Linked DNA regions of Homo sapiens: all the other regions are linked to region 3. The links are chromatin loops, found by intact Hi-C in ENCODE. Cell type or tissue: Calu3. All regions are shown on one strand. Region 1 has its middle 110 kb from the start of FAXC. Region 2 has its middle 95 kb from the start of MIR548AI. Region 3 has its middle 27 kb from the start of MIR548AI.

Region 1 (2,500 bases), 90 kb after region 3:
TCCACAAAAGCACGGCTTCCCAACTCTGGTTGCACAGAGGAATCACCTGAGGAGTTTTTGAAGTGCCAGTGGCTGGGACACCTCCCTCACCCAAACACACAGACACACACACACAAATTCTGATTTAATTGGCCTGGGACAAGGCCCTGGCACTGGGATATTTAAAAGCTCCCTAGGTGATTCTGATGTATACCCAAATTGGAAAGTCACTGCAGTAAATTACAAGGTCTTCGAGACGAAAGGTTTTCCCAGGAAGAAAACCAATATAATGGCACAGTAGGGTCCTGGAGTCAGACAGATCTGGATTCAAATCCCTGCTCCTCCCCTCGACTAGCTAAGTGACAAATTGCTTAACTTCTCACAGTCTCAATTTCTTCATCATCAAATTGAGAATAAAACCAACCTCATAGGGTTGTTTTGGGGATTCATAAAATGTCAACAAATGAGCTAAGAATATACATTTAATAAGTAAGTTATTAGTACCATTTTGCAGCCTTTTTGGCACCTACCTGGTGACTTGCCAGTGGAGGTACTTAATAAATATTTGTTGATTTGAATTGGGACACTAGAGGAAGACTCTTTCTCGAGAGAGAAGGACATACAGAAGAGGTCATCAAAGGATCGCAGGTAAAGGCCAATCCCAATTCAGTCTAGACCACACTTGGTAGGAACACATCCTTCATCAACAGGGCAGCATTCAGCTCCAGGGACCTCTACCCTCAAGACATCCTCTCCATGTTCAGGCTCCTGGGTAGGTAAACTGACAATTGACCAGCATTTGATAATCCAGTCAGAGGCGCAATCTGAGGGGTTTTTACAAACAAGGGATGTTGAAACAAAAAAATATATAAATACTCGACTAAATGCAGGGATCGATGTTCCTTGGGAATAAACCCATACCTTAAAAGCTGAGTGGACAGAAAGGCACCATTCCCATAGGCCTTTCTATCCTGCATGCCTGGGCCAGACCACCAGCCAGGACTTGCCATGCTCCTGCAGTAAGCTGTACTAACAAGGATTCTCAGGGAAATGAAACCAGGTCCCATTCCTCACATCAGCATCAAATTTTTATTTCTTGACTAAACAGAAGCTCTGTGGCAGAGAAGCAAAATGACTTTTAAAAAGAAGCAAAATTAGAATGGAAATCATTTGCTGCCCTCTTGTGGGTGCCTTGGTATCCCGTCTTGCTGCTTGCCAAGGGAAGTCTGGGTTATCTCCTTAGCCTTGGAAGAAATGGTGAAGGAGAAGCAACAAAAGGTAAAACTTGTCATAGTGCTTATAATTTTCTTGTGGTACAAATCTGAATTTGGGCTCCTGGCTTAACGCTGCACCATCCAGGGGTGGTGGGAGGTAGGAGAGAGCTAGTAAGATGACGTATTCCAAGACCAATCCTTAGGGTTACATCTCCTCTAGAGAAGAGGAGGTCAGGGGCTCAGGCCAATTATGAAATCTTGGACCAGATCAACTGTGAAACCAAACCAGACTTCACGGAGCAGGAGGTGAGGCTGATTCACAGCGAAGGTGGCCTGAGCTGGGAGCAGGTGCTGTGCCCCAAATTGCAGCTCAAGTTCTGTCCACAGTGGACTGAGCTAGACTTTAGCCCATCAGGAGCTAAGCAAATTGCTTTTGTCTTTAGGAATGTTGAAAGATACTCTCCCTAGCTTGGAATAGATCCAAAATGTGTGTTGAAGTCACAGTCCCTCTAGAGATCACCCTGTGCTAATGAAAGATTTAAGATTTCCCTGTTAGCTGCCACATCATTTGCAACTTAACTAGTGACAGAAAAATGAACCTAAATGGATTTTTTAAATTATTACATTCTTAATATATACATGAAATTTCAGCAATCTTACAGAAATGTAACCACATATTCTAATAATCTAAGAAAAGAGGGGAGCCTTAATAAAATATTATTTAATTTACTATTATCTTTGTATTGATATATCATAATACAAAGTCTACTAATACTATTGCTGGAGTAGTGGTTTTAAAGTAGCATTCATTCTGATCCCATGAGCATTCACAATAGAAAAGCCTGTTTTATGAGCATCCTCTATCCTAAGATAGTAGTTTTCATTCTAAGGCTGGTCCATGCAGAAATCAAGCAATGAATTTATTTTTTCCTTACTTGATTGACCTAGCATTGCACAGATACAGCTTCATATTAATGATTCCTCAAATGAAGATTCGTTAAACATATACCTGACTGCATCACTCATCTACTTGGAAGCTCCCATGGCCTCCATATTCCAGAATGGCACTGTCTGATATTGTAGCCACTAGCCATGTTTGTCTAAATTTATATTTTAATGCACTAAAATTAAAGTTTCCTCATTGCACCAGTCACTAGGCCCTTTATTGTTCAGTAGCTACATGTGGCTACTGTATTAGTGCAACTGTTGAACATTTCCAAGATTACATAAATTGCTCTTAAATATAGGATACTGATGAAAATCCTCAGCAAAACAAACAAAGCCCTTTACAGCCTGGTCCCAAATGC
Region 2 (2,500 bases), 68 kb after region 3:
TTATATATACATATATGTGTGTGTGTGTGTGTATATGTGTGTATGCATATATATAATATATATATTTTATATATATATATAATATATATATATGCTGAATGTTGTAGTAGGGACTATGTAGTGACTATAGAAAAGTGGGAATTTTTTTTTCTTTTTTTGAGACAGGGTCTCACTCTGTCGCCCAGGCTGGAGTGCAGTGGTGCGATCTTGGCTCACTGCAATCTCCACTTCCCAGGTTCAAGCGATTCTCCCCTCTCAGCCTCCCAAGTAACTGGGACTACAGACACGCGCCACCATGCCCAGCTAATTTTCGTATTCTTTGGTAGAGACAGGGTTTCACCCTGGTCTCAAACTCCTGACCTCAAGTGATCCACCCACCTCAGCCTCCCAAAGTGATGGGATTATAGGCGTGAGCCACCACACCTGGCTGAAAAGTGGAAATGTTTTCAGGCAGTACTGAAAGGGATACCAGGTAGTAATTTTATGGACTAATAAAAAAATTGACCTCAATAGATCTTTTTAGATGATTTGCAAAGGGTATAAAGAATAGGTCCATACTTGCTTAACTGACATTGACAGTGTGTGAGATGAACAATCTTTATATTTTTATTGTCTCTCTAAATAAATGTTTGTAATTTCATTTCTTTGCAAGAATTTCTAGTGCATCTCAGAATCCTCTCTACAAGTCAAACTTCAATTGCTCTTCAGACCACCTAATTCTTTTCTAATCTTTTTCTAATTTAATCTTTTCTGTGAGCTTCCAAAGAGAAGCCACTGCTAAAGTAAGTAGAAAAACCCAACGGGAATATTTTGCTAAAATTCCTATGAACAGTATGAGACCCAGCCTGGCTTCCAGCCTCAGCACAGCAAGTCCCTTCTCTGTGACCACCAGTACTCCATTTGCAAGCCCATCCCGCTCCCAGTTATAATCCTGAGCCAGGGCAAAAGTTTAAGAATGTCCCTTTGTGTGTCTACTCTGTCCTGAGTGCATTATACAACTTACCGCACAGAGCTAGCTGGTGTTACACATACTTACAGGTAAAACACCTGAGGGTTTTACTAAATAGCACACAGTGGTAAATCCAGGATCAAACCAGGTCTCTCTGATTCCAAAACCCATACCCTTTCCACTGCACCACAGGGCCAATGGCACTCCACTCCTGCGCTAAGCATCCACCTTCTCTGAGCACTCACCTGGTGGCTGTGCCCTGCTACCCACTGACTGGCCTCATAGGGAGTTCATAGCCAGCCCAGGACTCCCCCTGCTGGAATCCGCCTCTCTGCTGGGACCGCCCCTACTCCCAGCTGCTTTGTCTTGGGGATCTCCCTCGCTGACCAGCTGGCCTCTGCCAGGCTACTTCCTTGCTCCCTGGAATCTCTGCTGCTCTGGCCAGAGCAGTCCTCCCTCAGCCCCTGAAGGCTGACCAACCAGGAGCAGTATGGGCCTCTTCTCAGTTCCCCTCAATCTGCCCCATCTGCCTGTGAGCCCCTGATCCAGGGCAATGTGGATCCTGAGAAATGACAGGAAGCATCAAAACACCAGAGATGTGAAATGTCAGGTAATCAAGATAGAACCAAATCCAAGAGGCTGAGCAGAAGGTGACTTTCAGAAGAAATGAACAGGCTTTTGCCCAGAACTTCTAGCTTTCTAGTTGTAGACCCTAGAAAAGTATTCAACTTTCTCCAAACTTTGCTTAGAAATTCATTTGCCATGAACAACCAGGGCCAAATCAGCAGTAACAAAAACGGAAGAACTAAAGCAATTTTCTTGAATAGCAGTCAGCAACCTTTCCAAAGTGAGGCACCACACCCAGCTGTTCCCCCCTGATGTTCAGACATGCCTGGGCTGCAGCGAGGAGGTGTCCACTCTTCTCAGGGGGTGGGGTAGTGTGCTGACTCTCAATGAAAACCACATGCTGTAGGTTCCTACCCCAATTTAGAAGACCGTTTCTGTTCAAAGCTGGACCATTCAATCTCAGAAAGCATTCCAGCCTCTGATTGTCTTAAGCCATAACTACAGTAATAAAGTGGTCTGTTGAGCGGATGCAATTTTCTAAATATTTCAGAACATCCAGGCAAAATATTTTCTCTTTAATACCCAGGCAAGAGAGACCAAAGCAGGATGTTGCTTTTCCAGCATGATTGGGAATCACACATATTTTTAATGCATCAAGGAAAACAAAGCCCATGACTCACCCAAAAAGTGATTTTCAAAAAGTGATTTTCTCAAAGTTGAAGGAAATAATGGGAAGGATTATATGGTCCCCAATATAGTCTTAAGCATCCTTTAAGTCAAAAGTTTCTTCAGTTCAAATATGTTTATATACTTTTTCTGATTACCAGAATAATATATGTTAATGGTAGAAAATTACAAAAGTATAGGAAAGCATAAATATAAAAATTTAAATTAATCAAAATCCAGCAACTCATCAACAACCGCTGTTATTTCAGTGAATAGATATTCCAGTCTTTTCTGTGCGTATGTATTTGTCTCTCCTGC
Region 3 (2,500 bases):
TCTACAAAAAAAAGAGGCTAATGGAATTACATTGGAACCAGTCATTTAATCATATACAAATTTGCTGACCAATGTCTCTGTACATCCAGTACTGAGCTCCTGCTCGTATCTGTAACCTTGCCAAATTTTCAGTCCAATAAGAGAAAGCTTTTCCTTTCTTTTTTTTTTTTTTTTTTTTGGTTTTTTGTTTTTGTTTTGTCTTTTTTTTCAACCCCTGGGTAGGAATGGAAGAGGCTGGTGATTCCAAGGACTCCATGTTTCATGGTCAAATAGGATCAATATGACACAGCTGCCAAGGACATGAAGCAGGAAGGGGGCCCTGGAGATCATCTGTGCCAGTAGTTTCGAAATCAAGTAGTTGTCTAATCAAAAACCACTTTGAATCTACTCCCCACATTGCCCACCCTTCTCACCTCCAGTGGTCTAACATGCACTCTGCAAGGAGTAGGAGAAAAGGAAGTCTCCCTTGCATAAGCTGCCACACAGACAAAGTTGGGTATCTCTGAATCAAATGTAATTTACTTTATACCAAGAACCCATGAATATATACTTTTGTATGACCATTTTTAAATTTTGTAACAGACAATCTTGTAAACCTCCCAAAGGCTTTTACCTAACACTAAATATGTAGGCCCAATCTGTTCTCAAAATTTCACATGTATGCTGCTCCTGAGCTCAGTTCCATGTGGTGAAAAAAAGTCATTCATTCTGGTATTCATTAAATTTCAGGTATGCCAAGGAGTGAGAATTCATCTTCAAAAAGTGTACTGTCTGGTTAAGACAGAAGCATGATAATGATTACAGTTCAAATTGAGAATTGGTATGTAACAAAATTTCCCCTAGTATAACCAGTCTGTGTACTTCACCACAGACTCTGTGTACTTCGCCACAGAGGCTCCCCACACGAAGACCTCAGTTATTTCATGGGGGCCCCAGATAACTTCCATCTCATCAGACACAGCTTCCACCACTACTGCTCTTCTGGAGTCTAGAGTCTCTCCCGTGGCTCTGCCAGAGCCGCTTCCACAACACAGCAGGCCACACTGCTCCTCCACACCTCTGTTACCCTCCCTCCTCGTTCAAAATCTTCTTGATGCCAAGGCCAGCCTACGGTCTGTGGCAGAGTAGGAGGATGCAACCCTCTCCTGTCTGTGTGTTACTATGTTTCAGGTCCTAAAGAAGTTTTACAGAATTTAGTGAAGAGCCACTTGTGGTCTTATTTTATACATCCATAGGCTTCAGACCCATAGGTCTGAAGGTGAGGCCAGTGTGAGTTTGGCTAGAAAATAAATCCAAGCCACCCTCTGCTGGCTGTGTGGACCTCACCAAGTCTGCCTGAATCCTGAGAGAGGACAGAGCTTGACTTCTTTTCCCAGGAGGCTTCTTAGCCTCACGCTAATACATTTCTGTGGGGTCTCCCTCCCTCAAGATCGCAGATACACCTTGACGTATGTGACTTCCTCTTTGGCCGCTGGAGGGCAGCACCAGTGGAAATGTGTAGGGAGTGCAGCTGGGACCCAGAAAAGGCAGCCAAGTCTGTAAATCATCACCACGGAGATGAGACTTAAAAGATAAAGTTGCACTTTATAAGTCAATCAGTATGTGAGGTGCGGGGTGAGATGGCAAGAAAAGAGAGGAACCGTCAGTTCAAAGGCTTGGAAGAAAAAAGTACTGTGTGTTCAGGGAAATAGATGTCCACCAGCTGAAGCACAATATTTGATGTTAGGAGAGAAGTAAGAGATGAGACCAGAAAGCAGTAAGGATTTAATCATACAAAGTCTTTATGGCACATAAAATAATTCGGTGTATCCTGTTTTTTTATGGCAAATCTTTGTGGAACTGAGCTGGACAATTACTTGATCACATTTATGCATCAGAAAGATCACTGCGCTAATAGCGCAGATGATGGATTTGAGGCCAGACAGACTAGGATAGGAAGAGACAGGAAGGTCCATAGGAAAGGGGCTGTAGTATTCAGGCAGGAGATATGAGATATTATGGCAGGCAGAACTCTGAGATGGCCCCAAGATTTCTGTCCCCTGGTGCCCATGTCCTGTGTAACCCCCTCTTATAGAGTGTGAGTGGAACCTGTGAATAGGATGGATTTCATGTTTGTGGTATGGCAAAGGTGAAGGGATTTTGCAGATGTAATTGAAGTCCCTAATCAGCTGATTTTGAGTTAACCAAAGGGGAAATTATCCAGGATGAACCTAACCAAATTGGGTAAGGCCATAACAGAGTATCTAGAGGTCAGAGACTGGAAGCAGCAGGGAGATTCTCCTGCTGGCCTTGAAGAAACAAGGTACCATGCTAAGAGAGGGCCTGTGAGGGACCACGTGGTGAGGACCCTTGGGGGGTCTCTAAAAGCAAGGAGCCAGCAAGCCAAGCCTGGACTCCTGACCCAAATAAACTATGACATTATAAATGTGTGTTGTCTTAAGACTCTAAATTTGTGGTCATTTGCTATGCAGCAATAGAAAACAAATACAATATAGGTAGC

The links. A loop is a pair of places that touch in the nucleus more often than their neighbours do. Peaks named below come from ENCODE experiments on the same cell type or tissue, not always from the same donor. Only the 100,000 strongest peaks of a DNase experiment are listed, where the experiment ranks them.
Region 1: it touches region 3 in a loop (8-fold over the local background); 43 of 110 quality-filtered maps call a loop at or near these places.
Region 2: it touches region 3 in a loop (9-fold over the local background); 4 of 110 quality-filtered maps call a loop at or near these places.

What each region holds. Positions count from the first base shown.
Region 1 is chr6:99,240,956-99,243,455 of GRCh38, forward strand. No RefSeq gene overlaps it. Among named protein-coding and RNA genes, the nearest start is that of FAXC, 110 kb to the right of the region's middle. In Calu3, no CTCF peak of the experiment used is centred here; a DNase peak (open chromatin) is centred at 1,156.
Region 2 is chr6:99,218,698-99,221,197 of GRCh38, forward strand. No RefSeq gene overlaps it. Among named protein-coding and RNA genes, the nearest start is that of MIR548AI, 95 kb to the left of the region's middle. In Calu3, no CTCF peak of the experiment used is centred here; a DNase peak (open chromatin) is centred at 1,264.
Region 3 is chr6:99,150,775-99,153,274 of GRCh38, forward strand. No RefSeq gene overlaps it. Among named protein-coding and RNA genes, the nearest start is that of MIR548AI, 27 kb to the left of the region's middle. In Calu3, a CTCF peak has its summit at 1,431 (motif pointing right); a DNase peak (open chromatin) is centred at 1,487.